Regions from separate parts of the Homo sapiens genome. Here regions 1, 2, 3, 5, 6 and 7 are each linked to region 4. A link is a loop called in an ENCODE intact Hi-C map of the cell type or tissue named here. Cell type or tissue: mammary epithelial cell. All regions are shown on one strand.

The links. Hi-C counts contacts between places; a loop is a spot of excess contacts. Peaks named below come from ENCODE experiments on the same cell type or tissue, not always from the same donor. Only the 100,000 strongest peaks of a DNase experiment are listed, where the experiment ranks them.
Region 1: it touches region 4 in a loop (9-fold over the local background); 71 of 110 quality-filtered maps call a loop at or near these places.
Region 2: it touches region 4 in a loop (13-fold over the local background); 31 of 110 quality-filtered maps call a loop at or near these places.
Region 3: a loop joins it to region 4, with 9 times the contacts of the local background. A loop is called at or near these places in 19 of 110 quality-filtered maps.
Region 5: a loop joins it to region 4, with 8 times the contacts of the local background. A loop is called at or near these places in 4 of 110 quality-filtered maps.
Region 6: a loop joins it to region 4, with 2.5 times the contacts of the local background. A loop is called at or near these places in 6 of 110 quality-filtered maps.
Region 7: a loop joins it to region 4, with 8 times the contacts of the local background. A loop is called at or near these places in 7 of 110 quality-filtered maps.

Annotation. Positions count from the first base shown.
Region 1 is chr9:119,554,263-119,558,262 of GRCh38, reverse strand. No RefSeq gene overlaps it. Among named protein-coding and RNA genes, the nearest start is that of BRINP1, 190 kb to the right of the region's middle. RefSeq lists enhancers at 1,835-1,884, 1,835-2,355. In mammary epithelial cell, a CTCF peak has its summit at 2,017 (motif pointing left); no DNase peak of the experiment used is centred here; H3K4me3 peaks cover 211 bases.
Region 2 is chr9:120,475,874-120,479,873 of GRCh38, reverse strand. CDK5RAP2 (CDK5 regulatory subunit associated protein 2) reads left to right here. Exons shown (of 38, transcript NM_018249.6): 15 at 2,424-2,524. Among named protein-coding and RNA genes, the nearest start is that of CDK5RAP2, 100 kb to the left of the region's middle. In mammary epithelial cell, a CTCF peak has its summit at 2,258 (motif pointing right); DNase peaks (open chromatin) are centred at 1,953 and 2,243.
Region 3 is chr9:120,347,541-120,351,540 of GRCh38, reverse strand. All of the region lies in intron 2 of LOC105376253 (a long non-coding RNA gene), which reads left to right. Among named protein-coding and RNA genes, the nearest start is that of MIR147A, 100 kb to the right of the region's middle. In mammary epithelial cell, a CTCF peak has its summit at 2,471 (motif pointing right); no DNase peak of the experiment used is centred here.
Region 4 is chr9:119,966,932-119,970,931 of GRCh38, reverse strand. It overlaps LOC107987122 (a long non-coding RNA gene), which reads left to right and starts at 1,387. Exons shown (of 3, transcript XR_001746919.2): 1 at 1,387-1,838. RefSeq lists an enhancer at 2,070-2,570. In mammary epithelial cell, a CTCF peak has its summit at 1,628 (motif pointing right); no DNase peak of the experiment used is centred here.
Region 5 is chr9:119,374,195-119,378,194 of GRCh38, reverse strand. No RefSeq gene overlaps it. Among named protein-coding and RNA genes, the nearest start is that of BRINP1, 6.8 kb to the right of the region's middle. In mammary epithelial cell, a CTCF peak has its summit at 2,137 (motif pointing left); no DNase peak of the experiment used is centred here.
Region 6 is chr9:119,793,021-119,797,020 of GRCh38, reverse strand. No RefSeq gene overlaps it. Among named protein-coding and RNA genes, the nearest start is that of LINC01613, 140 kb to the left of the region's middle. In mammary epithelial cell, no CTCF peak of the experiment used is centred here; no DNase peak of the experiment used is centred here.
Region 7 is chr9:120,529,900-120,533,899 of GRCh38, reverse strand. CDK5RAP2 (CDK5 regulatory subunit associated protein 2) reads left to right here. Exons shown (of 38, transcript NM_018249.6): 8 at 3,760-3,922. Among named protein-coding and RNA genes, the nearest start is that of CDK5RAP2, 48 kb to the left of the region's middle. In mammary epithelial cell, a CTCF peak has its summit at 2,027 (motif pointing right); DNase peaks (open chromatin) are centred at 1,259 and 2,019; H3K27ac peaks cover 1,971 bases.

The DNA of each region.
Region 1 (4,000 bases), 410 kb after region 4:
CAGTCCCTGCCTTCGTGGAGTTTATAATCCAAAGGGTGGGGACGTGTAAAAAGGAAATATGAAATAAATTAGGGATTCTATGCCTTGAAAGAAAATCAGGAGCTAGAAGTACTCATCTTGGAAGCACAAAATCATAGATTTGTGGTCTCATGGAATCTTAAGCTTATAGAATCAAATCATCCCAGGAGAAAAAAATACTAGGAATTAGAAATGAATATTTATCAAGTCTCTGGAGGATGGGGTGGCTGTATAAGCTTAGAAGTGATAGAAGAAATCACAAAGGAAAATACATAAAGCAAACTGGAAAAATACCCACAGCCAATATGACAAAGGATTACTATCTTTATTATGTAAAGAGCGCATGCAAATCAATTAAATTCACTAAGACCCAGTAGATAAGTGAGCAGAGGGCAAGAACAGACAATTCTCAAAAGAGGAAATACATGCAACTGGTTAACAAACACAAGAAAAAAAAACGTTCACTCTCTCTAATAATCAAAGAAAGGCTTATTAAAACCATGAGATAACATTTTTTGCCTATTGAATTAGCAAAGTTTAAACAAAAACAAGAGGATGTCAATGCTTTTGAGAATGGGATGATATAAAGAATCTCACGCATTGCTGGTAGACATGTCAACTAGGGCGACCGTTCTGGAAAACAATTTGGCAATATGCATGAAGACTCTTAAAATAAGATATAATTTTAGTAATTTAATTTCTGGGATTTTTTTTCTAAAGAAAAAAATCCAAAAATAGAAAAAAGATACATGCATGAAGATTTTTTTTTTTTTTTGTGGAGTATTATTTATAGTAGCTAACGCAGGGTGTGGGGTGGACATGGGGAGGCGCGCAAGAAAAAGCGAACTGAGGGGTACAGTTATCCATTTAAGGAAACATTTCATGGCCATTTAAAAACATGTTTGTGAAATTCTTATGCTCTGTACTAAAGTTAAGTGAAGAAGGAGGACAGAAAAAGAAATTGCATATTCAGTACGATCGTGTTCACAGGGAGACGATCATACACGCGCTGACTTAAAGATTTCCAGGTTGTCAGATAGATAAGAACATCCATAGAGCTGTTGCATGAAATGGTTTGGGGCCAGGGACTTGGACTGGGCCATCTTGCTGGTTCCTCCCCTAAGGTTAGAGATTTGGTGAAGAAATAAGAAGCAGTCCCAGGCTTCCTTGGAGAACTTAATGCTTTAAAGCTGTATAATTTTAAGAAACCTGACGGGCTTGACTCCTCCATTTTACAAATGAGGAAACTGAGAACCAAAATGGTTTGGTAACTTGTTCGAGGTGGCACAGATTTGGGGCAAAGCTGGGACTGGAATTTAGACCTTCTGAATTCAAACCAGTGCAGCCTCCAGTCTCAATGTGCCTATGCCTGAGTGGGTAAACATTTGCATTTATTTGGTGGCGGTGGCGGGGGGACAGGGGGCATTTGTGCTACATCTATACACTTGTGCCTGTGGATGTACACAGCCTGCATGTGTATTCAGCTGACAAGTAACCAACCATCGCGATTTGCTTGAGATTGTCCGGATTTTATCAGTCAGGCTGGGACTGTTGCTCACTCTGAATGTGTGTGTGTTTCACCCTGTTTCGTGAGCACGCGCTTTGGGGACATCCTGTGCATCTCTTGATATGTCTGGGTTTGTTTTTCTGCTCCAAAGAGGCTGCCCTTTGGCTCCAGCCAGTCCGTCTGCTCCACAACATCTCCCTCCGTCCCTGGGCCAGGCTTTTCCTGTTTTGCTGGCTGGAGGAAGAGAAGCTCGCGGGAAGCCCCAGGGTCTGGTTCCCATAGGCCGGTGTTCCTTTGCAGGCAGCCACCACGGCACCATCCAGCCGGCTTTTTGGAAGCAGGTCAACGTCCCTCCCAGCAGATCACCCAGCCTAGCTCAACCCAGAAGTAGATGTGTTTTCTTTCACCACGCGCTCGCCTCTTGCATCTCGCGGCTTAATTGGCACTAATGGGGGTGGAGGCCGCCTTTGGACGGCTTCCCGCAGCTGCCCTCTGCTGGTCGGTAGCCGCATTGGCGGCTGGAGCCTGGGGACCTGGAACTGTGGTTTCCGCCTCAGAGCCTGTGGGCCTGGAGACGCGTGTTGGCCACAGCCGCCCTGAGACTTTGGGAGGGTTATGATAAAAGACCTTATTACCAGTCCAGGCACACCTAACAGCCCCAATGTCTCCCTCCTTGAATAAACAGATACAAAAATGCCCTCATTGTGTCTGCTGGAAAAGCAGGGGTTATTCAATAATTAGCCTGTGTGAGCTGGGTGTGGTGGCAGGTGCCTGTAATCCCAGCTACTCTGAAGGCTGAAGTGGGAAGATCACAGGAGACCAAGAGTTCAAGTCCAGCTTGGGCAACATAGCAAGACCTCGTCTTTAAAAAATAAATAAAATAAAATTAGCCTTTCACTTCTTTGGGCTGCAACTTTATCATCCGTAAAATGGGCAGTGCAATGGCATCTATCCCATTAGGTCCTTAACCAGGAGTGGTGGTGTACACCTGTAATTCCAGAAGTTTGGGAGGCCAAGGCAGGCAGGTCACCTGAGGTCAGGAGTTTGAGACCAGCCTGGCCAGCATGGTGAAACCCTGTCTCTACTAAAAATACAAAGATTAGCTGGGTGTGGTGGTGGGCACCTGTAATCTTAGCTACTTGGGAGGCTGAGGCAGGAGAATTGCTTGAACCTGGGAGGCGGAGGTGGCAGTGAGCCGAGATTGTGCCATTGCACTCCAGCCTGGGCCACAGAGGGAGATGCCATCTCAAAAAAAAAAAAAAAAAAAAGAAAGAAAAGAAAAGAAAAGAAAAAACCAAAACGACAACAACAACAAAAAACATTAACCTGTAGTCCCAGGTGGTGTACCTGTAGTCTTGGGAGGCTGAGGTGGGAGGATTGCTTAAGTCCAGGAGGCCAAGGCTGCAGTGAGCTGTGATCATGTCACTGCACTTCAGCCTGGGTGACAGAGTGAGACCCTCTCTCAGACAAAAAAAGAAAGAAGGAAAGAAAGGAAGAGAGAAAGAGAGAGAGAGAAAGAAAAGAAAAGAAAAGAGAAACACATTAGGTCCTTGCGAGGCTTAGTGCAGAATGTCTGTAAGGAACCTCACCCTCACCTCACCTGCCACACAAGGAATACCAAAAAAAGGTGTCTGTTATTATCAACAATGATGCTGTTCTCATTGCAGTGGGAGCCAGTGATGACACGAGCGGGTCTTTTCTATAGCATCATGGTGGAAGGCCACGTGGAGGAAATGCTTTCCAAGCTGGCTTCTGCTGGATTGCTAGGATTTAACAAATATTTGTGTACTATTGCAATGTGCCAACTATTGTCCAAGAAATTATAGGGGTATAGAAGTGAATAATTTGCTGTTCCCAAGTCAGAATAACTGCACTAAACTTGAAATAATGTAAAGAACTTTTATATTCAACTGAAGCATATTTTTAAAATAATGATAACCGTCTCATGTTTGTCCAGTGTGTTTCAGGTCTGAGTCCTGTTCCAGGCTCCTCAGAGAGATAATGGATGTGAGCACTATAGAAAATAGACAGCTTTCTGCAAAATTAAGGTGATTCATATTGAGGGGTGAAGTTTGTCTATATCCCTCATTGACTAAACAAATCGTTTGTGCCTGTTAGATTGATAAAGACGATCACAGAGCCATAGCACTGTGGGCCTTCAGAGCTAGAAGATACTTTATCTGCTTCTATTTCCATTCATTGCTGTCTGCAGAATACCTGTCAGGTGGGAATCTATGCTCTGTTTGAATGCTTCTGGGGATGGGGCACTCACTTCTACCCTAAGTAGAGGTCTATCTGTCTTTACATAAGCAGATACATTGAGTGTTCTGTTTTCTCTCTTACTGGCTAAATCCAGACAAGTTATGTTAATTTTGCCCCTAAATATCTCTCAGCATCCTCATCAGTACTGCCTCTGTACAAATATCACTTCCATTGCAATTATAGTCATTTTCTAATTAGACTGCTAGCTTAAGC
Region 2 (4,000 bases), 510 kb before region 4:
ACTGATTTCCTTCATTGCTACCTTCTAATCCTCAGACTCATTTGAATTTCATCAGTTGTCTCAATAACACCCTTTGTAGTGAAAGGATCCTATTCAGGATCATGCCTTGCATTTAATAGTCTTGATTCTTTAGTCTTTAGTTTGGAACAGTTCTAAAATCTTTCCTTGACTTTCATAACCTTGACACTTTTGAAGTGCCTGGGCCAGTTATACCATAGAATGTCCCTTCAGTTTGGGTTGTTTGTCTGGTGTTTTCTTGCTGATTAGATTCAGTTTATGCATCTTTGGCAGGAATATCACAGTAGCGATGCTATGTTCTTCTCATTGTGTCCTGTCTGATGGTACACAGTTGGATTTGCCCCATTACTGGCCATGCTAACTTTGATAACTTTATCAAGATAGTGTCTGCCAGGTGTCTTGACTGTCTAGTTATGCTTTTTTCCCTTTGTATTTAATAAGTATTTTGGGGGAGGTGTTTTGAGTCTATGTAAACATCTTGACTTTTACCTACTAGTTTTAGCATCCTTTTGTGTTTCTTGGCTGAATTATTTATTACTGTGATGGTTGGCGAAGGGTGATTTTTCTAATTCCATTATTCTTTTTACATTTATTAGTCATCATCATTTTTCTATAAAGAAAAACCTACTCTTTTTCCCTCCTATTCATATCAATATGGATTTATGAATTCCTGTTTTATTTGGTGGGTTATAATCTGTTACTATCAGTTATTATCAGTGGGTTATAAACCATTACTCATTATTTCAATGCTCAAATCATCCCAGATTTGGCTTGTGGGAGCCTTTCCAAACTGGGTCTGTGTGTCCTTTTGACAACATTCCATCATTATTTAAGCATTTCTTTAAAAATTTTTTCAGCTTTGAGTTATAATTGACAAATTAAAATTGCATGTATTTAAGGTACACTAGATATTTGGATATATATATACATTGTGAAATGATCACCATAATCAAATTAATTGGCATATCGATCATCTCACATTGTTACCTTTTTTTGTGTGATGAAAAAACCTAAAATCTACCCTCCTGGCACATTTCAAGTGTAAAATACAGTATTTTTTGTTTGTTTGTTTGTTATTTCAGGGTCTTGCTCTGTTGCCCAGGCTTCAGTGCAGTGGTATGATCCTAGCTCATTGCAGTCTCAAACTTCTGGGCTCAAGGGATCCTCCTGTCTTAGCCTCCCAAATAGCTGGGACTATAGGTGCATGCCACCATATCCAGCGAATGTTTTTATCTTTTACTTTTTTGTAGAGGCGGGGGTCTCACTATGTTGCCCAGGCTGGTCTTGAACTCCGGGCCTCAAGTGATTTTCCCGCCTTGGCCTCCCACAGAGCTGGGATTATAGGTGTGAGCCGCTGTGCCTGGCCAGGGTATTGTTACATATAGTCATCATGCTGTATATTACATCTCTGGAATTTATTCATCTTGCGTAACTAAAACTTTGTTCCCTTTCACCAACATCTCCCATATCCTCATCCCTCCAGCCCCTGGCAACCACTGTTCTATAAGCACTTCCTCATTTTTTGGCACAATAAAATGCTATACACATATCTTTTATTGTTCCTGATTTTCCTTGTCCTAATACGGGAATCAGCCATTTCTCCAGGTATCCCTGGTTCCTTACAGTATGCAATTTATCTTTCATCTGCTCTGTAACTCCATAAGGCAGTGGTAATTGTCCACCAGTTTTACAGGTGAGAATACCAAGGCTCCTAGTAAGTAACTTCCCAGAGTCTCAGAACTGGTAGGTGGCAGAACCAAATTTTGAACATTAAAAAATTTCACATTTGTGAATGTGAATTCATAAAATGACATCCACATTTCATAAATGAGGAGACTGAAGCTCATAGAGTTTTGTTAAGCTACTTACCCAAGATCATACCTCCAGTAAGTGGCAGAGATCCAACTCAGATTTCTTCATCATCACTGTGTTCTGGATGCCTCCCAAGAATACCTCAGTTGACCTCTTCTACTTGACTGTAACTAAATCCCTAGTCCCCAGTACTTGCCAGGTTTTGGTTTGTGAATTTCTCTTCTTTGGAGCAACAGTGAATATGGAAAGATATTTTTTTTGTAGTGTTTTAAAAACGATGAACAGCAGCTCTGAGGGATGACAGACTCATGATGGGCTAATCCCATAGCTGGTGCGTCTTCCTAGCAGCTGTTGGAAGCAGTATTGGAAGCTCAGCTCTCTGCTTTGTTCTGGGATGAGTGATGGGCAGTCATTCCCCACTCCTCCTGAAGGTGGTGCTCTCTGACTGTGGCCTGAGCCAGAGCCAGGCACAGGGCCTCTCTCACCTTCGTTTGATTTTAAAAACTGGGACTAGCTACATATGTTTGCATAATATAAGGATGTACTCTTTCAAAATTCTTTCCTTAATGTCAAATGCCCATTGTCATTTCCAGGAAAAGAAACAATCATCAGACTATGAAGAGCTGATTCAGGTCTTAAAGAAAGAGCAGGACATCTATACCCATCTGGTCAAATCTCTGCAGGAATCAGACAGGTAAGCGTTTCTGTCTGGACATCACACATGTGAATGCGAACACACACACATGCACGCGCATACACGCACACACCCTTTCAATCAGTGCTGATCTCTAAGGCAGCAAAGCCCTGCCAGTTTGCTTATGGAGCTTATAAAGCTTGGGTGGCGACTGCCCTATTTGATAGTCACATATACCTGTTTTCTATCAAGAATTGTCTGATTTTTGGCAACAAAATTGATTACTCAGGTTTTAAAATCATGATTACTCAGGTTTTAAAAATACTTTATTATATATTTAGAAAGTGCTTCTATGTGTATTATCTCATATGATCCTCACAGCCTTTCTGTGAAGTAATAATAATGCTATCCCTGTGTTTTCTATAAGGTCATGAAAACTAAGATAGGGTAAGTGACTTGCTCAAAGTCACACAGATGTCAAGTGACAGAACCCTGGGACTCAAGCAAGTCTCCCTATCTCTGCAGAATTGCTGAAATGAGTTGCTGCCAGCAAGGTGTGGTGGGGAGAGCCAACTCTAGGATAGAGGCCTTGTTCTAGCCCTGACTCTCCCACTTTCTAGCTCTGTGTCCACAGGCAAGTGCTGCTCTGGGCCTCTGTCCATGTGTCTGTACACACAGGGTTGGCCTCAGGGACTTCTCAGAATTGAGAAGTCCTTTTTTTTTTTTTTTTTGAGATGGAGTCTTGCTCTGTTGCCCAGGCTGGAGTGCAGTGGCAGGATCTCGGCTCACTGCAACCTCCGCCTCCCGGGTTCAAGCGATTCTCCTGCCTCAGCCTCCCAAGTAGTTGGGACTACAGGCACATACCACCACGCCCGGCTAATTTTTTGCATTTTTAGTAGAGATGGTGTTTCACCATGTTAGCCAGGATGGTCTTGATCTCCTGACCTCAGGATCCACCCACCTCCGCCTCCCAAAGTGCTGGGATTACAAGTGTTGGTCACCTCTCTCTACACAGTGGGATGGGTACAGCTGAAAGGATATGATGTCTGGGATTCATTTCCAAACAGTGCAGAAGCTGAGGACGTGGGTGGGAATATCAAAAGAACAAGATTGGCCCTGGCTCTCTGATTGTTGGGGCTGGGGTATGTGTAGATGGGGGAGAGGTTCATTACAGTAGTTTTTTTTTTTTCCTTTTGTATATGTCTAAAATTTTCTATAATGAAAAGTTAAAAAAGAATCACCCCTCATTTCTCCCTCTCATATGTCCTCTGCTCTTACCATAGTGAGCTCTTTATCGTTCCCTGGGCTGTGTGTTCCTGCCTGTACCTTCACCTGTGTTTCCTACCCTTCTATTCCCAACCTTTCCCCTACTTTGTCTCCTCCCAGTCCTTTAGAATTTAGCTTGAATGTTACATTTGTCAGGCAGCCCAGCTAATCCCCAAAACAGTTGCCTCTCTGTGTTTCTGCCCTGCGTGGGGAGGTCACCTTCTGTAGCCGTCTGTGCCTGCTCTGCCTCCTCACCTGTGTTGGAGCTCC
Region 3 (4,000 bases), 380 kb before region 4:
TCCTCCCACTCATCCTCCTCCTCACATCGGAAGGACTTTTCTGAAACTCACCTTTGAGGATGCTGATGCCACCTCCCCTTTCCGGAAGCTCATTCTCATCGACAGGATTCTGTGTCCTCCGGCCCAACTCACCTGTGAGTGCCATGGCCATTGGCCTGGGGCCTCATGCTGGCGGGTTTTATTCTTCCTTCCCACTGACATCTCATGCCTGCAGGTCTCAGGGGAATGTGGCATAACCAGGCAGAATGGGGCAGAGGTCGAGTGAGGGACATGCGCTCACCATTCTGGGCTCTGCGCACTAATGACTCCCACGTGTCTTGGCTCATGGTTCAGAGAATGCCTTTTTTTTCAGCACGTCTCCATCATCCCCATATGCTTTGGGGCACATTTCTCCTTGGGAAATGCTTTGTTTGGGCAGGTAACAAGTTCCCTGATCGGGGATGACGGCACGCAGAGGCTGAAGGATGAAGACAGAAGTCAGGTGCTGGGAGCTGGATTTGGAAGGGACCATGTTTAAGGTCCTCTTGGGTCCTGTGAATCTGAGTGTATTTGTGGTTCCCTTATTTCTACAGGCCTTTCCCCTTGCAGCATTAAGTGGGGCTTTCCTTTGCTGATCGGAGCCCAAAGATGGGGAATTTGTTGGCTGGAATGACTGCCTCACACTCTCTCTGGCTCCCCCCTGTCCCCAGTCACACATTTGCTCTGCATCTTGAAGTCAGAGGAATGCTTCTCAGATAATAATCTGGCCATGTCATTTTCTTCTTCAGAAGCTGGCAGAGGGCCCACTGTGCTCATGTTTGGAGTCTTTTGCATGATCAGGCCCCCACTGCGTTGCTGGCCACACTGCACTCTTAAGGTGTCCCCGCATTGGGGTCATTGCACGCAGAGACCTGTAGCTCTCCTGCCCATCCTCATGCTCTTCTCTTGGCTAACACACCCTGGTCCTTCAGGTCCCAGTTCAGATATCACCTCCTCCAGAAGCCTTTCCTAACACCAGAGACCGGGTCCAGGGCCCTGCTAGGTGCCTGTCTACCTCTGTCCCAGCCCTTATCAACCTGAATTGTAATCCTCATGAATCTGTCTCCTTCACTGATGGAGGGCTCTTTGCGGACATCTTGGTGTCTCCAGCATCTAACACAGAGTTGGACCTCAGGGTCCCAGGCCTGACCCTGCCGTTCACTGGCTCCAGTGGCCACTCTCAGTTATCTGAGGTTAGTGTGTGAAACAAAATCCCTACCTGATGCAAGGCAAAATGAGGTACAAGGCCGGGCATGGTGGCTCATGCCTATAATCCCAGCACTTTGGGAGGCCGAGGGTGGTGGATCACCTAAAGTCAGGAGTTTGAGACCAGCCTGGCCAACATCGTGAAACCCCATCTCTACTAAAAATACAAAAATTAGCTGGGTGTGGCAGCACGTGCCTGTAGCCCCAGCTACTTGGGAGGCTGAGGCAGGAGAATTGCTTGAACTCAGGAGGCAGATGTTGCAGTGAGCCAAGAGTGCACCACTGCACTCCAGCCTGGGTGACAGAGCAAACTCCATCTCAAAAAACAAAAAAAAAAAACACAAAAAACCAAAAAAAAAAACCAAAAAAAACCCCAAAACCCACCATGGTACAAACCATTGTAACATAAGGTAATGTAGGCATATACTTAACCATTTTCAGAGCTCTCCATTATCTTGTGACATCTCAGTACCCGTCCCCTGAGCTAGGCTGGGCTGGGGTTATTATTTCCATCTCCGTCTGAGAGAACTGATGCTCTGAGAGTGGAAGTGACTTGTAGCACATCTGGCAAGAGGCAGGAGGAGCTGGTGCAAAGCTGGCCTCTGACCTCCTGCTACTGTAAAGAGCTTGAGTGACCAGGGAAGGTGTCTCCGGGAGGCAGCATTTCTGCTGTGCTTCGAAGTCTGGGAGGGACTGGAAAGAGGAGACAGGGGCAGGCAGGGAGGTGTCAGGAGGGAGAGGGGCAGCCTGAGGTGGGAAACTGGGATGAGAGAAGAACTGGGTGCTCCTGGCCTCTCAGAGCCTGGGCAAGGAGGCTCAAGAGTTAGGTTGGGACTAGATCCTGGTGACCTCTGGAAGCCAGACCGAGGATTGAACTTAATCCCTAGGCTACAGAAAGCTGTCGAAGGCATTTGAGCAGGAAAGAGGCCTCGCCCCAAAGGAGGATGAATGAGGGGGCTGGGAGGCCACTGAGAAGGTGGTAGCGACGTCCATGCAGGAGACGGTGCGCTGGTGGGTGGCAGCGAGCTGGAATGGAGGACATACCTACCACCTCTCTTTGTCCTCTGTCTGACTTTGGCGGGGGTTCCCCAGGATGCATTCGCATTCGGCCAGTGGTCTCTGCCTCAGAGGCGGCAGCTGGTGGGTGGCCCTCCTTCAGAGGGTCGGGGGCTGCTGTCAGGGGTGCTCGGTTGGGAGAATGGGGGGAGGGGAGAGGGGCTGCTGGAGGTGCGAGCAGCGGCTGCTGCCTCTGACTTCCACAGGGGGTCAGTGTAACATTAAAGTTCCTCCCGACTGCTCTGCCCTATGCAACTCCAATGGAGGCCCTTTGGCTCAGGAATCTGGGTCAGCTGGTTATATTTGGAATCCTTGGTGGGCAAGCACAAGGCCAGGTGGGCTGGGGGATTCTGAGCCACTTGAGAATCAATTTTGTTTGTTTTCCTTTTGGTTTTGTTTTTAGAGTTTCAGAAGAATCCAAGAATGCCAGGGACTGATTTGTAAACACATGTCTGTAACATGCAGCGGACAGAGCCCCTTCTTCCTAAAGCCCCCCAGTAGGCTTGAAGCCATTCTTGTCAGAGACCCCTCTGCCTCTGTCTTCATCTGGGAAGATGGTTTCCACCTAGAGGGCAAATGACAGATTCCAGGGCCCTAGGAGGTCTCAAAGTTTGGTTAGATTATCCTGCACATTTTACAACTTTATTGCTTGGTGGTGAGAAAGTTGAGAAACTGAGACCAGACAGGGTAGTCTAATTTGCTGAAGGCCTTGTAGTAAGTTGGTGGTGAATTCAGGTTAGAATCTTGGTCTACTAACCCCCCAAATGGCTCTCCTAACCCCCAATGTCTCTCTGATTTCAGTGGAACCAGCCTGGGATGACAATGTCACCTTCAGCAAAGAACACTCAGATTTACATAATCAGCTGTCATTTACACAGCAGTTCCCATCCACTTTCTCAGTGGACACTCAGTAAGCTTCCTAGAATGGGTGCTTTTCTCTTGTGGAAACTGAGGCCGAGAAGAAGTTGAGGGACTCCCCAGCCAGTCAGGCTTCCTGACCTCAAGCAGGGAGTTTCTTGGAAGATGTCAGTTGTCCCAAACTCTAGTGCATACCAGAATCTCTTGGGAGATCTTGTATGAAATATGGGTCCCTGAGCCCCACCTCCAGGGGTTCTGTTTCACTAGGCTTGGGGTAGGGCCTGGAGATCTGCTTTCTAGACAACGCCCCAAGGACTTCTGAAGCAGGTTGTTGGCAGATCATACTTGGAGATGACTGTGACCTCGCCCGGGGCTTCTCAGACTTTAGCGTGTATAGCCAACACCTGGGCATCAAGTTCAAAAAAACAGAGGCTGGTGAGGTTCCAGAGAAAAAGGAACACTTATACACTGTTGGTGGGAGTGTAAATTAGTTCAACCATTGTGGATAGCAGTGTGGCGATTCCTCAAAGAGCTAAAAACAGAATTACCATTTGACACAGCAATCCCATTACTGGGTGTATTAGTCTGTTCTTGCATTGCTATAAAGAAATACCTGAGGCTGGGTAGTTTATAAGGAAAAGAGGTTTAACTGGCTTATGGTTCTGCAGCCTGTACAGGAAGCATGGTGCTGGCATCTGCTCAGCTTCTGAAGAGGACTCAGGAAACTTATAGTCATGGTGGAAGGTAAAGTGGGAGTGAGGCATCTCACATAGAGGGAAACAAGGGCAAGAGAGAGTGAGGGGGGAGGTGCCACACACTTTTAAATAACCAGATCTCACAAGAACCCAGTCACGATCGTGAG
Region 4 (4,000 bases):
CTGAGCTGCTGGCACACAGCATAAGCCCTGCCTTCAGAAGTTAATAAGCCACACGCAAGGCACCTAGCATGCGCCTGTCACACATGGGTGCTCAATATCCAATGGTCCTCTTCCTGCTTGTTTGCTTCCCTCACTGTTTGGTCAGGTCTCCGAACTAAGGCACCTTGCTGCCATATTGCCCATAGAGTTCAACCCAACTTTAATGATAATCAAGAACCATTGGGCTGAGCGCGGTGGCTGGGTGTAATCCCAGCACTTTGGGAGGCCAAGGCGGGCGGATCACGAGGTCAGGAGATGGAGACCATCCTGGCTAACATGGTGAAACCCCTTCTCAACTAAAAAAAAAAAAAAAAAGCCAGGGGTGGTGGCGGGTGCTTGTAGTCCTAGCTACTCGGGAGGCTGAGGCAGGAGAATGGCATGAACCCGGGAGGTGGAGCTTGCATTGAGCCGAGATTGTGCCACTGCACTCCAGCCTGGGCGACAGAGTGGAGACTCTGTCTCAAAAAACAAAAAAAACAAAACAAAAAAAAACAAAAACAGAATCATTGGCCAGGTGTGGTGGCTCACACTTGTAATCCCAGCACTTTGGGAGGCCGAGGTGGGTGGGTCACAAGGTCAGGAGATCGAGACCATCCTGGTCAACATGGTGAAACCCCATCTCTACTAAAAATACAAAAAATTAGATGGGCGTGGTGGCGTGTGCCTGTAATCCCAGCTACTCGGGAGGCCGAGGCAGGAGAATCGCTTGAACTAGGGAGTCGGAGGTTCCAGTGAGCCGAGATCGTGCCACTGCACTCCAGCCTGGCAACAGAGTGAGACTCCATCTAAAAAAATAAAATAAAATAAAATAAAATAAACCATTAACATTTACCAAGCATTTATCACGAGCATTTATCACGTATCAGAAATCCTTCTCAGTACTTTCTATAGATTATGTTAACTTAGCCTCCTAATATCCTCGTGAGGTGGATACTATGATATTTCCCATTTTACAGATAAATAACAAAGGGCCCAGAGAAGTTAAGTTATGCTCCAGCTAGCCAGTAGTGGAGCTGGGATCTGAACCTATAGGCTTCTGCTGTTGAGGACAGTGGGATCATGCTGCCTTCCTGCACCACTGTGAGCCTGGCCCTGTGCCGGTGATAGGAGGTGAAGGGCATAGTCCTTGACATCAAGGGGCTTTTGTTCTGGCAGTAGAGGCTGGTGGTGAGCCATCCTTGGAAGGTTTCTGGGGGTGACTGGTCAGAAAAGGAGGAGCTGCGGTCAAGCAGGTGAGGTGTTGGAGGCTGAGATCCGGGTGTCAATGTTCAAAGTTTGAATTTGTACTCTATTGAGGCAAGGGGTAACCCAGGGGTATAAGAACTGAAGACACTAGAAATACTGCATTCTCTATTTCTAAAAGTCAAAGACTGTGTGATTCTAAGACTCCACCCCTATAGCTTAGAGAGTTAATTTTTCTATAATTTCATAATTCCTACATGCTAGAATTAAAAGGTTCTATGATCTCACATTTCATTTTATTATAGAATCCACCCACAGAGCCAGAAGCAGGCTTCCCCGCATCCCCTTTGGTTATGTTTGGGAATCACTGCGGCTTTCCTTGCCTTCTGGCTGTTGCCGCTGTTGCCCTCTAGATGGCGCCCAGCCTTCTGAGCAATAGTGCAGGACACCGGCCCGGAGACTGCACAGCTCCAGAGAGCTTCGAGGGCCAAGTCTGCAGTTTGGTTGCTTCCTCCTGAAATCAACGTGGGAGTCTTAAAAGCACGGGGAGAATAGTCTACTCAGCAGGGAGCATTTCGGGATGATGCAGCCATTCATAGGAAGCATGGAGAGGCTTGGTAAGTGTCATGCCAAACAAGCACCCTGAAAGAGGATTGTCATCACTGCTTTGCAAATGAGGAAGCTGAGGCGCGGAGCGGTGAGGTAACTTGGTTCAGGCCCCAGAGTTAGTAAATGGTAGAGCAGGTCTCAAGCCCACCTCTCTTCTAGTCCGGCTTTTCACTGCAGAGGCTGCCTCCAGAAGGACACTAGGAAAGGAGTGGGGAACATAACATGGCCCCTGGCAGCCAGTGCTGTGGTGCGGAGGGCCCATGGGTCCTAAGGGCCCAGAGGAGGCAGCCCCCCTGTGGCCCCAGCTCACCAGGGGGGCTCACTAGGACCACTGCAACTTCTTCTCCAGGAGTCTTCCTGCCTTCTGGCAGTTCCTCCTCTGCACCAGTTGGCGACCTCTTTGTGATGCAATCTGACCACTTCACTCGTTCCTTAGAATCCTTCAGCAGCTTCCCATTGCCTATGCATTTCAAAATGTCTGCCTTGAAATTTAAGCCTCTATGGTCATGGACCCCCCCATATCTGCAACCTCTTTTCATACACTTTATCTACTCTTCAACCATGATCAGCTTTTGGCTTCCTCCTTTGCTTTAAGGACCCTTGTGATTATATATTAGACCCACCTGAATAATTGAGGCTAATCTGCCCATTTCAGAGCCAGCTGACTGGCAACCCTGATTCCATCTGCAACCTTAATCCCCACTTCCTGTGGAAGGCAATGTATTCACAGCTTCTGGTGATTAAGACTTGGACATCTCTAGGAGGACATTATTATGCCTAGCACCTGTTCCATGTTCTCTCTGGCCTGCATACTTTTGCCTAAAATGCCATTTCCCCCTTCCACAACTGGAAAACTCCTATTCTTTCTTAAGGATTTAGCTCCAGTGTTGCCTCCCTTGTGAATTCTCTCCTGAGAGCAGTTAGATGCTCCTCCCTCTTTTGGGTTCCTACATTACCTTGTGTGTGCGTGTGCACGTGTGCGTGCATGTGTATAACACTTCTCAGACTGTAATTTTACTATTTGTTCTCTTGATCGTGAGCTCCCGACAAGAGTAACCTGATTTACTCAGCTCTGTTTACTCAGTACCTGTTTACTGCCTGATACAGTGTTTGTGTTCAAGAAAAGTTTATTGAGTAGGAGAATGAATATAGTGAAAGCTGGAAGTTGGGAAGCCTGCTATATTTTAATTTAATTTTTCAATTTTAATTACGAATTTTGGACATCCCCTTTCTGGGACTCAGTTCTCCCACCCTGTAGAATTCATGTCAGGAATTAGAGGAACTTGGTCTCAGTTATGATTAGGCACAGCTGAGAGTGCTTACAGAGTAGCTTAAATGGGGTGAAAGCTTATTTCTTGTTCACTTGAAAGTCCACGGCTGCTAGTGGCTGGACTTGTTGCCCATGAAAGAAACCAGGAAGAGCAATTCTAAAGAGATGTCCAATAACAAAGTATCATTCTTCTAGCATTGAAGTCATCAGCCTGGTGGCTGAGATCTTTCCAAGTTTCCAGATCTTTTACCTGAGGTGGTGTGGAGGCAAGGGATGATTAGATTGACAACTAATCTCAACCCTTACCTGCCACTTACCTCCCAATCAAGTGGTGGTCATACCATTGGTCATGTGATAGCACCCAGCTCTTTCCAATTCATCCCTCCACCATCTCTATGATGTGCCCTTTGACTTCAAGGTCCAAGGAGAAACTCTAGCCATCATATCCATGTTTGTCACAGAATTATGGAGGAAGGCAGGGAGGAAAGGGCAGACGATACCCAACAAACAACTGTATCTTCAGAGAGGTTTGTGAAAGTTTCCACTCAACACCTGTGTTTGCGTCCATTCACTAGAATTAAGTCACATGGCCACACCTAGCTGCAAGGGAAGCTGAAGAATGTACCCTCTATTCTGGGCAGCTAGATTCTGTTGTTATGAAACAAGGGGAGCATGGATATTAGGGGGCCCTCTAGCAGCCTCTGCCGTAAGCTGTAATTTTCCAAGGATTAAGAAGGTGAAGAGGGGCATGCTGGCATCTTTGATGTATCATGACTCATCCTAAAGAAGTTTAGTAGTAACAGGAATGCAGTGAATCTGGAGGAAGGCAAAGGCCTTTACCTTAAGGCTGGGTGACTTTGATTGGACAGCTATTTGCATATCTACCTTTCTTCCATCCTC
Region 5 (4,000 bases), 590 kb after region 4:
ATAAATACTGTTATTAATAATCATATAGCTCCTTTTGGGTGCCATAACCCCTCCAAGCATGGCTCCCACTGAATGAGGCTGTCAGGCTCCATGCTAAATGCTTATCTCATTTAATCATTACCACAACCTTATTAGTGTAAATATTACTTCCTAATGAGATTATATGCTCCAAAAGAGAGTAACCTATTCATTGCCATTAGACTAGATATTTGGTTCAGAGAAGATGCTCAAAACATAAGTTCTGGGTAAACTGTTGGATCCTCATTTGCAAAATAAGGACACTGAGACTCGGACACTGAGAATGGTGCATGTGAGGTTCCTGGTAAGGCTTACTGTGTTTCTTCCCAAAATGTGTGATGACAGGTTTGGGCTCAAACTTATTTGACTCCAAAGTCTATTTTTCACATCCACTAAGCTCACTGACTTGAAAATAATTAGTGTATATTCACACTTCAAAAAATGATGTCGCTGGATCAGAAGACCATTTTACTGGGAGCAAGCTGTGGGGGCAAAGGAAACTCATTTTCACATCCCCACCCTCAATAATTATGTTTATCCAGATGGAATGTACTGCATCAACAGGATAAGACTTTATATAGAAAATAAGTTGCTGGATGGAATAGCTTTGCAAGTCGGGTGGGAGGGTGTTTTTTTCCCTCTCTAGCTTGGAAGGTGTTTATGAATAGACATGAGATGGATTATCAGGGATTGGGATGTATTATGGGAATCCCCAGATAGTTTAGCACCAGAAGTTATTGCCACCTAAGAAAGTGATAGTGGAATTGAAAGGGAAGACTACGGAGACATTTTGATAAAACTATATTTATAGAGTATATTAATTTTCTATTGCTATGCAACACATTCCCACACATGTAATAGCTTAAAATATACATATTTATTGTCTCACTGCTTCTGTAGATGTCCAGAAGCAGAGTGACTGGATACTTCACTCAGGATCTCATCAGACTGAAATTAACGGGTCATCTAGGGCTGTGGTTGTCATTTGGGCTTGGTGTTCTCTTCTAAGTTCATTGGCTGTTGGCAGAATTTCCTTTCTTGTGGTCATTCCTGCTAGCTGTCAGCAGGGACACCTGTCAGCATCTAGAAGCCACTCATGGATCCTTGCTACATATCCTCCATAGGCAGTTCACAATCTGGGTGTTTGCTTCCTTTTAGGCTAGCTGGAGCACATCTCTCAGACTTCCTTTTTTATAGCCAGTGAAAACGTGTTTTTCAAAGCTAACATGGTTTAGCTGCCCCACCCAAGATAATAATCCCCCTTTTGTCATATAATATAATGTAATCACAAGAGTGATATCTTATTATATACACAAGTTCTACCCACACTCAAAGTAGAAGGAATTCTACATGGCCAGGGGGCATTAGGTGTCATATCAGAATTCTGCCTACCACATAGGTTAAGAATACATGGCCCAGAGGGACAAACAGACTTGACTTGTGTAGGGCACAGGGCTTACTAGAGGTAGAATTGAATTAATAGAAATTCACTTGGCTCCAATTTCATTTCTCTACTTTTGGTCTCTCTGAATCAAATGTTTCAAAGTTCTGTATCTAAAACTCTGTCACTCTGATTTATAATGCTTTAAGATACATTTGGTGGCAAGTGACAGAAACCCAAACCAAATTGTTTAAAATAGAAAGGAAAGCGATTGGTTTGTAGAGTTAAGTATGTGTTGAAGACTTCAGAAACCTCTGGATCCATTCCATGTTTCCTTCCTTCCCAGTCGGACTTCTTCATTGCAGTGGCAAAGGTCATTTTCAGAACTCCAGGTTTGAATCCTACCAGCTAAATATGCCCATTATCACTATTTTGATTTTAGGAGTACTTTTTAATAATGGGTCCAGCAAACATTCTGGATTTGACTCTCTGGGACCAGTGGGTATCAATCTCCATGCCTATACCAATCACGGTGACCAGTGGGATAGAACACCCTGACTGGCCAACCTTGGTCATGTGCCCTAGAGCCAGGGGATAGGAGCAGCACCTCTAGAACAAAATGAAGTGAGAAACTTAGAAGGGTGGTTTCCTAAAGGAAAATAAAGGTACTGACAGCAGAAGAGGGAAATGGACATGAGGAGGCACGTGCTAAAAATAACCTAAGTAGGGCTCCCCCTCGTGGAGTGTGGCAGAGCTTGAGAGAAATGATAGGAGCTGCCTGTTAGAAAGAGGAGTTAGGAGGGAATGAGTTGAAGTGGAATAGATTGATCATTAAGCCACCTAAAGCAGTGTTTAACACAGAAATAAAGAGAGAAGCAGTACACCAGCCTTGATGAGTTTGAATACCTGGTTCAAGCTGTGGGTCCATCATTACAAAGGGTTATCCTTCTATGAGCCATTCTTTGTCCCCAAGCCTCTATGTCACCTCTATAAAGGGGCTACCTGGTGTGCCTACCTCATCTTTCCATCATCACAAAAAGTGAGATTGCTAAAAAAACAAGACAAAACAAAACAAAAACCAAAAAGTCAGAGCAAAACAAGGAAGATACTATCTGAGATTTCAAGAGAACTTGCATATACTGAATTATTAATTCAAGTAGAATATTGAACGAATTTGCAATAGGGATGTTCCTTGAGCTTCGGCAAACAGGATAATATTTTTTCAACACCTTTCCTAAAACCTTTTTTTGGAAGTTGTATGTCACCAGGGCAAAGCCCTGGGCAAGCGCAGGCTTAACGAAGCTAGAACTTTAGCAACATGGAAAGGAGAGGGAGGAGAGAGAGAGAAAGCTGGGCATGTCTAACAAAATCATTTTGCACACTCTCGTGTCCAAACACATCCATGTTCACAGCTGGGAGAGCCTGATGGGAGACTAAGAAGGGTCCAAATCCTGGTCAAGGAGTTAGTAGGTAGAAGCATGCCTCCAGAGATTCGGTATGTTTGCTGAAGAACCAGAGCCGATAGCTGGGAATACCAAGAGCAAGGTTCACATATGCAAATAATCGTCATGAAAGAAAGTGAAGAATGCCACAGAGTTAGAGGAGAATGGATAACTTAAAGACTGAAGGCTTGAGAAAAAACTTCTGTTTATTGAATACATTTGTATTGGGCTTTTCCCATGTAAAGGGCTAGGTAGCTTAGCGGCCATGTTTGGCTTCTATAGCAGGGTGGCCTCAGTTCGAATTTTGGTTCTGACATATGATAGTGGGCAATTTGTTCAGCCTCTCTGTGCCTCAACTTTCTTCATCTGAATATGGAGGTAATAATCATAATGACAATAATGACATCATAGGGGTGTTAAAAGGATTAGATGAATTAACATTTGTGAAGTACATAGAGCAGTTCCTGGGACATAGGGCATAGTTCACACAAATACACTGTGTCTTCATGTACCAAGCTCTCACCATGAAAATATCTTTTATGCCTTTGAGTTTTAGTTCTAGCTGGGGTAACATATATAAAACAAATAATGTCACTGATAATTGTTGAATTACAGTGATGATACATGTTGTGACAGGGACATTCAGGGTTGTGAGAGAAATGAGAGCCTTGTTCTGGGGGTCAGGGAAGTGACATTTACACAGATACTCAAAGGGTAAGTAGGACTTGGCTAGGAGTGGAAAGCAAGCACAAAGCCTAGAGGCAGAAAGGAACTTGGTAAACTCTAGTGATTGGAAGACAGCCAGTGTGACTGGAGTAGAGAGAGGGGACATGATATTAGAGGGAAGGTTAAGGCCAGATCATGCACAGCTTTGTACACTTCATGTAAAAATGTGCTTTATCCTAACTGAAGTGGTCACGGATAAAGCACATGAACTAAATGTTTAAGGAAGGGTAAGATTTGGTCATGCAGAAATGATGGGCTGCTAGGGAGAAAAAGACCTGGGAATAAAGGGACCAGCATGCACAGAGAAAAGGAAGCTGGGAATGAAGAAGCAGTGAGCGGTTCATTTTTGCTAGCATAGAAGGTACAGGGTGATAACTAGGTATAAATAAATTTGTAAAACAAAAAAACAAAAAAAACAAAAAAACCCACAAAA
Region 6 (4,000 bases), 170 kb after region 4:
CTTTACTCAAAGCACCACAGTGAGGTCTGTTTTGACAATTCTATTTAACTTCCCCCGCAACAATAACTCCCTATCCTTCTATTTTACTTTATTTTCACTAGAACACAACCTCTAACAGGACAAGTATTTTTGTTGTTTTATTTACTGCACCATCCTGGCACCTATGACAATGTCTGATACACAGTAGAATGTCTTTCACATTGACATTTGTTTCACAGATATTTATTGAGCTCATACTATGTCCCAAGTCTCTATCCTCATGGAACTTACAATCTAACTGCCACTTGAATATCAGACATGCCAGGGCAATGACTGCATCTTATCCATTCCTGTATCCCCAGATATAGGATGATGTGTAGTACATGAAAGATGCCCTGTAAAGTCTTGTTGAATGAATTAATCTCCTCAACGTGGCCCCCTACAATCCAGCCAAACTGGGTTTCTCAATAATCTTGAGAATGTCCATGTTTCCTGAGACCTTTTAACTATTCTGTGCAAAAAAATGGATTTCAAATTATCTCTCTAATATCATTCACTCCTCTGTAGTGATACAATGAGATACTAAAAAGATGAGCTCTGGAGTGAAACAGATGTGGCTTCAAAACCTAGTACTAGCTGGGTACAGTGGCTCATGCCTGTAATCTCAGCACTTTGGGAGGCTGAGATGGGAGGACCGCTTGAGTCCAGGAGTATAAGACCAATTTGGACAACATAGCAAGACCTCGTCTCTACAAAAAAATTTAAAAAAATAGGTGGGCATGGTGGTGCACACCTGTGGTCCCAGTGGCTTGGGAAGCTGATGTGGATTGCTTGAGCCTGGGAAATCAAGGCTGCAGTGAGCCATGATTGCTTTCCAGCTTGGGTGACAGAATGAAACAATATGGTGAGCTAGTATTGGAACACCTGCACACATATGACACAGTGACCCCGACACTGCTACAAAAAGGCAGTTCTTAGTGACCCCCTTTGAAAATGAACTAGAATTTATGAAACTTAGCACTGTTATTTACTGCCTTTGTGAGTGTGGTTAATTAGCTTAACTTCTCTAAATCTTGGTTTTCTCACCTTTAAACAGAATTAAACAACAGTGTTCCTCTCATTAGATTGCTGTGAGGATTTAGTAAGGTAATGCATTATAAAACACTTGGTACACCAAGACCTTAATATCAATCATTAATAATATTTTTTTTAAAAAACCTTTATTTACAGTCTTATTGGATGATTCTAGTATCTCCTTTATAATGCTTGACTCAATTTGTCTTGCAGTATAAACGCTTACCTATTAATCTTCTTTCTAAATTGTATTCCTTGTGTAGAATGTGTTTATGACAGATAAGTAAGGTGGTAAGAGTAAAAGGCAGAGGTTAGGCAGGTGATGAGTCAGATCTGAACTTTGTTACTGGGTAGCTGTGTGAGTAGGAGCAACAACTTCCCTTCACTTCTGTGACCTCCACTTCCTCATCTGATAAATGGGCATGTCAATGTCTGCAGCACAGAGTTGATAGGAACATTCGACAAGATCCCATTTGGACAGAGTCTAGAACACACTTGATGGTTAATACCTATGAATGCCTGTCTCTTGACCATTTAAAATTCTTTTCATAGGATGGACTGTCCATCGAAACCAGTGGCTCTCTCCCTCCTTCCTTCTGGGATCCTGAACCTTTTACTATATCTCCTTTTTGCATTTCATGAAATCCCACTGCAATGGGAAAGCGGGATGGAAATATCTCCCAGCCTCTTGTGGATGATTGGTTTACACCTAAATCACAAAATCTGATTATAAGTTTGTAAATGTCTTTGCTTGCCGGGAGAGACCCATATTATTAATGGTCATAAAATTAAATTACCCAGTGCATTTCTATTCTGAAAGAAAAACTTATCCGTGTTCCCCAGTCAGCCTGCATAACGTAGATGTATAAACAAAAATGGGAGGAGAAAAACACCCGCCATATTTTTTATTCAGTTCCAAAACATTTTCCACACACCATATGGCAGGATTTTTTTTCCCTTCTCAAGCCTTCTTCACAGATGTAATTATAATTCCTTTCACCTTCCCCAGAGAGATCATCTTGAGTATTGTAAAGATTTTGTGAAACGTGAGACCTTACGTGGAACTTTGTTATCATGGCCATTGGTCTCTTCCTCCTTTTCAAAATTCAAGGACACTTCCTCTGCTGAGCATCTGGCCCGAGGTTTTCCCTGGGGACTATTAACGATGGGTGAAGGATAAATGTTATCATGCCCACTTTTGTATCACCATCTCTCTGGTAGGTATGCAATTCAGCTGGACCAGTGAGCTGCATGATCAACCTGAAACATGCCCCTGACCCTCTTTTTCTCTGCCTTCTTTATCATCTTTGGAGTGTTTTCTGATCCCATTTCAATGCGCACTTATGCAACATTTCCATATCACATTCTTAGCTTGAGAGACCTCAGCATGTACCTCTCATTTATGTCACACGAAGCCAAGCATGGGATTGAACACAAAGAGGCATTGGCTAAATTCTTGTCTTAGTCCGTTTGGGCTGCTGTAACTAAATATCATAAACCTGGTAGCTTATAAACAACAGAAATTTATTTATCACAGTTCTGGAGGCTGGGGAATCCAAGATTAAGTTGCTAGCAGATAAGTGTCTAGTGAGGTCCTGCTTTCTGGTGCATAGATGGCACATCCTCACTATGTTCTCACATGGACAAAGGGGTGATCTAGCTTTCTGGAGTTGTTTTAATAAGGGCACTAACCTCATTCATGAGGGCTTTGCCCTCATGGCCCCATTACTTAACAAGAGCCCCACATCCTAATACTATCACATTGGTGATTATGTTTAAACATCTGAAGTTTGAGAGGCTAAAAACATTCAGGCCATAGAACTTACCAATTTTAATTTTTCTGGTGCATAGGATTATTAATAATGATTGATTTAGATCAATCCAGAATTGTATGCAGATATGGCCAGGCATTTCTGAGAAGGCAAAGACGTCCCCACTTTTTGTTAAACACTCTTCTTGTGTTAGACTTTGTACTAAGTGTTGTGTGTACATGATCTCATTTGTGTTTCTAATAACCCTGTGAGGTGAATGTTGTCATTTTTTTCACCCAGGTGGAAACTGAGTCTCAGAGCGCTTACATGCTTGGTCAAGGTCACAAGTGGTTTCTCTGTCACAATGTTGTAATGATAACAAGAGACACAGTGACCTAGTATTAGATGCCCTGCACACATATGACACAATGACCCCTACATTGCTACAAAAAGGCAGCTCTTAGTGATCCCCTTTGAAAATAAAGTAGGACTCATGAAGCATAAGGAACTTAAACACAAGTTCCCACAGCTAGCAAATGTGTTCTTACCCAGTTCACCACACAAAATATACATCATGTCACACACCCTCTGAGTTTTAAAACATGGAAACCTAACCTCCATTTATATCCTTGTTTCTATGGGATGATGTGTTCCAAACTCCAAACATCTGAGTTACGAAGGCACTTTTGGCAGCATAACCTGTTTATGTGTTGAAGACTGTCTGTATCTTCCATGCTGATAGGGTGCGTCTGGCAAGAACAAAAATTGTCTTGTGATTTACCAGATGGCAATTCAGTTCTCCAGCTGGATTGGAGATCCCAGGGGACCCATCTCTTCTAGCAGGATTCCAGCAGTAGCACCCTATGCTGCAGCTTCACCACCAGACACAGGTCTTCCAGGGCCCAGACTGGAACCACATGTCTCCCATAGAATGAGAAGGAGTTTACCCAGGTGACAAGGTCCCATGCTTGGCGTTTTCCTTGGTAATTCCTCAATGGACACATTCAGCGTCAGAATAATCACAGCCATGTGCCTCCTCCAAAGTTTTATATTCACAAACCATTAGATCTAAAAGGTGGAAACAGTTCTGTAGAAGTCATCCAGGGAAGGGCTATGCTCAGTGGCTTACAGTAATGTTTTCAAATGTTTTTGACCACAACTTCCAGAAAGATGTACATTTTATATTGTGACCCAGT
Region 7 (4,000 bases), 560 kb before region 4:
GGCTTGAAGGGCTTGGTGACTGACTGGATCTGGGGGATAAGGGGAAAAGCTACAGTGACACACCCTTGCCCAGGCATTTTTTTTTTTTTTTTTTTTTTTTTTAGATGGAGTCTTAACTCTGTCCTCCAGGCTAGAGTGCAGTGGCGTGATCTTGGCTTACTGCAACCTCAGCTTCCCAGGTTCAGGTGATTCTCTTACCTCAGCCTCCTGAGCAGCTGGGATTACAGTTGCCCGCCACCAAAAAAGCCTGGCTAATTTTTGTATTTTTAGTGGAGACAGCGTTTCACCATGTTGGCCAGGCTGGTCTTGAACACCTGACCTCAGGTGATTTGCCGGCCTCTCAAAGTGCTGGGATTACAGACATGAGCCACTGTGCCTGGCCCTTGCCCAGGTTTTGAACATGAGCAGCTGTGGGGTGGTGCAATTTATTGAATTTTGTTGGGGGAAAAGGAAAAAGAGGAAATGTTTTTGGGTGGAGGGAGAGGGAAGATGATACCTTCAGTTGGCACATGTTGGGTTTGAGGGCCTGTGAGCTTCAGTGAGTAGAGTCTAGGATGTGGTTGGGTGTATGAATTAAAGCTTGAATTAGAGGAAGTATAGATTCATTCCTTAACCAACTACTGAGTGTGGCCTTGGGAATGCGTGCTGGGAATGCAGGGCTGAACGTTGTCCTGCTTCTATGGTGCTCTCAGTGTGGGAGGGGATAGATGTTAAAAAAAATATATGTCGTGATTGATGCCGTGATAGAGGTGAGCCCAGGGTTCCGTGCTGTGACAAAAGCAAGGTGTGATCAGCTCTGCCTGGGCGTGGAATGGGGAGGGCTTGTCAGACAAGGAGTCCTGCGAGTTGGGTGAGGACGCTTTGCCTAGCAGAGAGAACAGCACGTAAAGGTACAGAGCCTGGCACATTTTAAGGTGATCCTAGAGGAGAGTGGTCCTGTTAGCATGTGCCACAGAAGCTTAATTGCTCATCTTTTTTTGGAAGGGGGACTTTGGGAAGGGTTAACGTGTATCAAGTACTTACTGTGTTCTAGGTGGTAGAGTCTCCATGGATGTCGGATCAGAGCTTTGCTAAAGGCGGCATCTTCCTGGGATTTCCCATAGGTCTGACTGGAGAGGCACCAAAACCCAACATGTCAGTCCTATGAATGCAGCTGTCTCTCAGGGATAGCTGTGTCCCAGGCGCACTCCCAGAGATCAGTGCAGCAGTCAGATGCCAGCTCTGGATTTTTGCTCAGGGTGTGGCCCTCTTTGTGGTGAAACCTTCCTGGGTGTGTAGGATCAGCGTGTTCCCTCCCTGAAGGCAGGCCTGCCTAGGAAGCTAAGTCAAGGTCAGATGGTTAGCAGAAAACTGGAGCCAGAGTCCTTGGTTTTGCCCTGGTGAGACGGATCCAGATCTGCGACACAGATTGACTCACTGTTGGGCAGGGCAAGGTATTGAATCTTTAGGGCCCAGGGACCCCTCACGTGGATGGACTCTGCCAATATCTTTCTGGGCTCCCACCACCCTTTTTAAAGGTGCATGCTTTAGCTACTTTATTGTCTTCAATCTGGCCTTTGAGCTGCTCTGTGTCTTTAAGGCAGTTAATACTGGGAAGTCCTGCAGATCAAATATGCCAACAGATATGATCTGTTTGGCTTACAGTATTTTTTAAAGTGTGAATTAGTTGCCAGTATGTAAAAAATTGAATTTCATGCAGAAGTCTGGATTTCCACCTTCTGTTTAAAACCTAGGAGATTGGCAGCCCTGGGTATCATCTTGCTGGATTGAGGCTACCCCTCCCCTTAGATGGGCTTGGTGCTCCAGCTTGGCCACAGGAGTCCCCACCAGGCCTGCCTACTTTTTCTTTTCTCTATGTAGAACTTGCTTTAAGGTAACTAAAAAAAAAAAAAAATTCAGTTTTATTGGTGTATAAATTACATACAACACAGTGCTTCAATTTTAAGTGTATATAGTTCGGTGACTACCTCTCCCATTGATTATGTGACGATTTCAAAGTTGAGCCCCTAGAGGGCAATCTTACACCTCTTTCCAGGTTTTCTGGGGCATTGCACTGGTGCTGCCTGGCACCTTGTCTCCTAGTGCATTGCTAGGTGCTTTAGTTACCTTTGTCTCCCTCTTTACCTTCATCCCAGGAAGCTGTGCTTCACTAGGGCAGCTCTGTCTGACTGCAAAATCTTTCTTCTTTCTCCCAAACTAAGTTGCTTTCTTGGTTTAGCTGCAGAAAGGCTATTCTGAGGGTCTTCTGACAAAATGCTAATTGTTACATGTTAAAAAAAAAAAGTAATAATTATAACAACTGTCATTTGTTGAGTTCCACCATATTCCAGGAGCAGTGCAAGATTGTTTTAAATAGCTTGTCTCTGGTCCACAATCACAAGTCACCCCTATTTTGTAGCTGAGGAGGCACAGGCTCAGAGAGATGGAATTACTTGCCATGGCCAAGGGGCAGTTGATATGGGATAATTTGGTAATTATATTGTGTTATTTGATAACACAGCCCAGAGAGGGATGTGTTCAGCTGTTCCTGAGTGGGGCACTAGGGGTGCAGGTAGCAAAGCTTCCTGGAGGGGAGCTTAATTAGCTTTGGCAGGATGAATGGGTGTTTGTCAGGTAGAGGTGGGGGTGAGGCGGGGGTAGGGTGGGGAAGGGCATTTTAGGTAGAAGGAATAGCACGAGCAAAGGTGTAGAGGCATGAAACAGTCTGGCTTCGGGAGAGAACTGAAAGTGAGGCTACTGAGTGGAGATGGAGAGGGTGATGGTTTCCCGTGAGAGATGAGACTGAAGCTGTCGGCAGGGCCCTCTGATCTGGTAGGCCCTAAGACCTAGGACCTGGAATGCCTGGGAAGGAGTTTCACCGTTTTTTATTTTTTTATTTTTTCCTTTTTTTTAAAAATTATACTTTGTTTTAGGGTACATGTGCACAACATGCAGGTTTGTTACATATGTATACATGTGCCATGTTGGTGTGCTGCACCCATTAACTTGTCATTTACATTAGGTATATCTCCTAATGCTATCCCTCCCCCCTCCCCCCACCCCACAACAGGCCCTGGTGTGTGATGTTCCCCTTCCTGTGTCCAAGTGTTCTCATTGTTCAATTCCCACCTATGAGTGAGAACACGCAGTGTTTGGTTTTCTGTCCTTGTGATAGTTTGCTGAGAATGATGGTTTCCAGCTTCATCCATGTCCCTACAAAGGACATGAATTCATCCTTTTTTATGGCTGCATAGTATTCCATGGTGTATATGTGCCACATTTTCTTAATCCAGTGTGTCATTGTTGGATATTTGGGTTGGTTTTATCTTGAAAGTCAGTGTTTTTAAACTTTGCCCTGAGAAGTCTTGGCAAGACATTCCGTTTTTTCCACACTTATCGGAACAGCTCTGCTTCATTGGTTTTGTTTGCTTAGGTTTCAGTGACATATCTTTTGGAGAGAGGATTTCTTGGCCAAAGAAATTAGTAGTCCACTGCTGTTGGTGGGGACCGTTGAAGGTATTTGAACAGGAGCACAGCTTGGCTAGAGTCCAGAAGCTCAGAGTTGAATTGACTGGAGCCAGGCTGGAGGCAGGCAGGGGACCAGTTAATGTCACACGAATTCTGACGCTTAATCTCCTACCTGCAAAATGTGATTCTGTTTGTGTTCAGCCATTGTATATGTCTACTTTGAAGATATCTGGCCCCATTTCCTTCCTCCTCCAGCTCCACTGAGCTAAGAGAACAGCTTAGAATTAATATTTAAATTTTGTTCTCTTTTAGACTGATTGAGGAGTTGAAGCTGTCTTTGAAGAGCAAAGAAGCTTTAATTCAGTGCCTTAAAGAGGAGAAATCTCAGATGGCATGTCCTGATGAGAATGTGTCATCTGGAGAGCTCCGAGGACTTTGTGCTGCTCCAAGGGAAGAAAAGGAGAGAGAAACTGAGGTGAGGTGACAGGACATGAAGAGGGGGCTTTAATTAGCCAACCAGACTCCTCTGTGGGAGATGGAATGCGCATTCGGT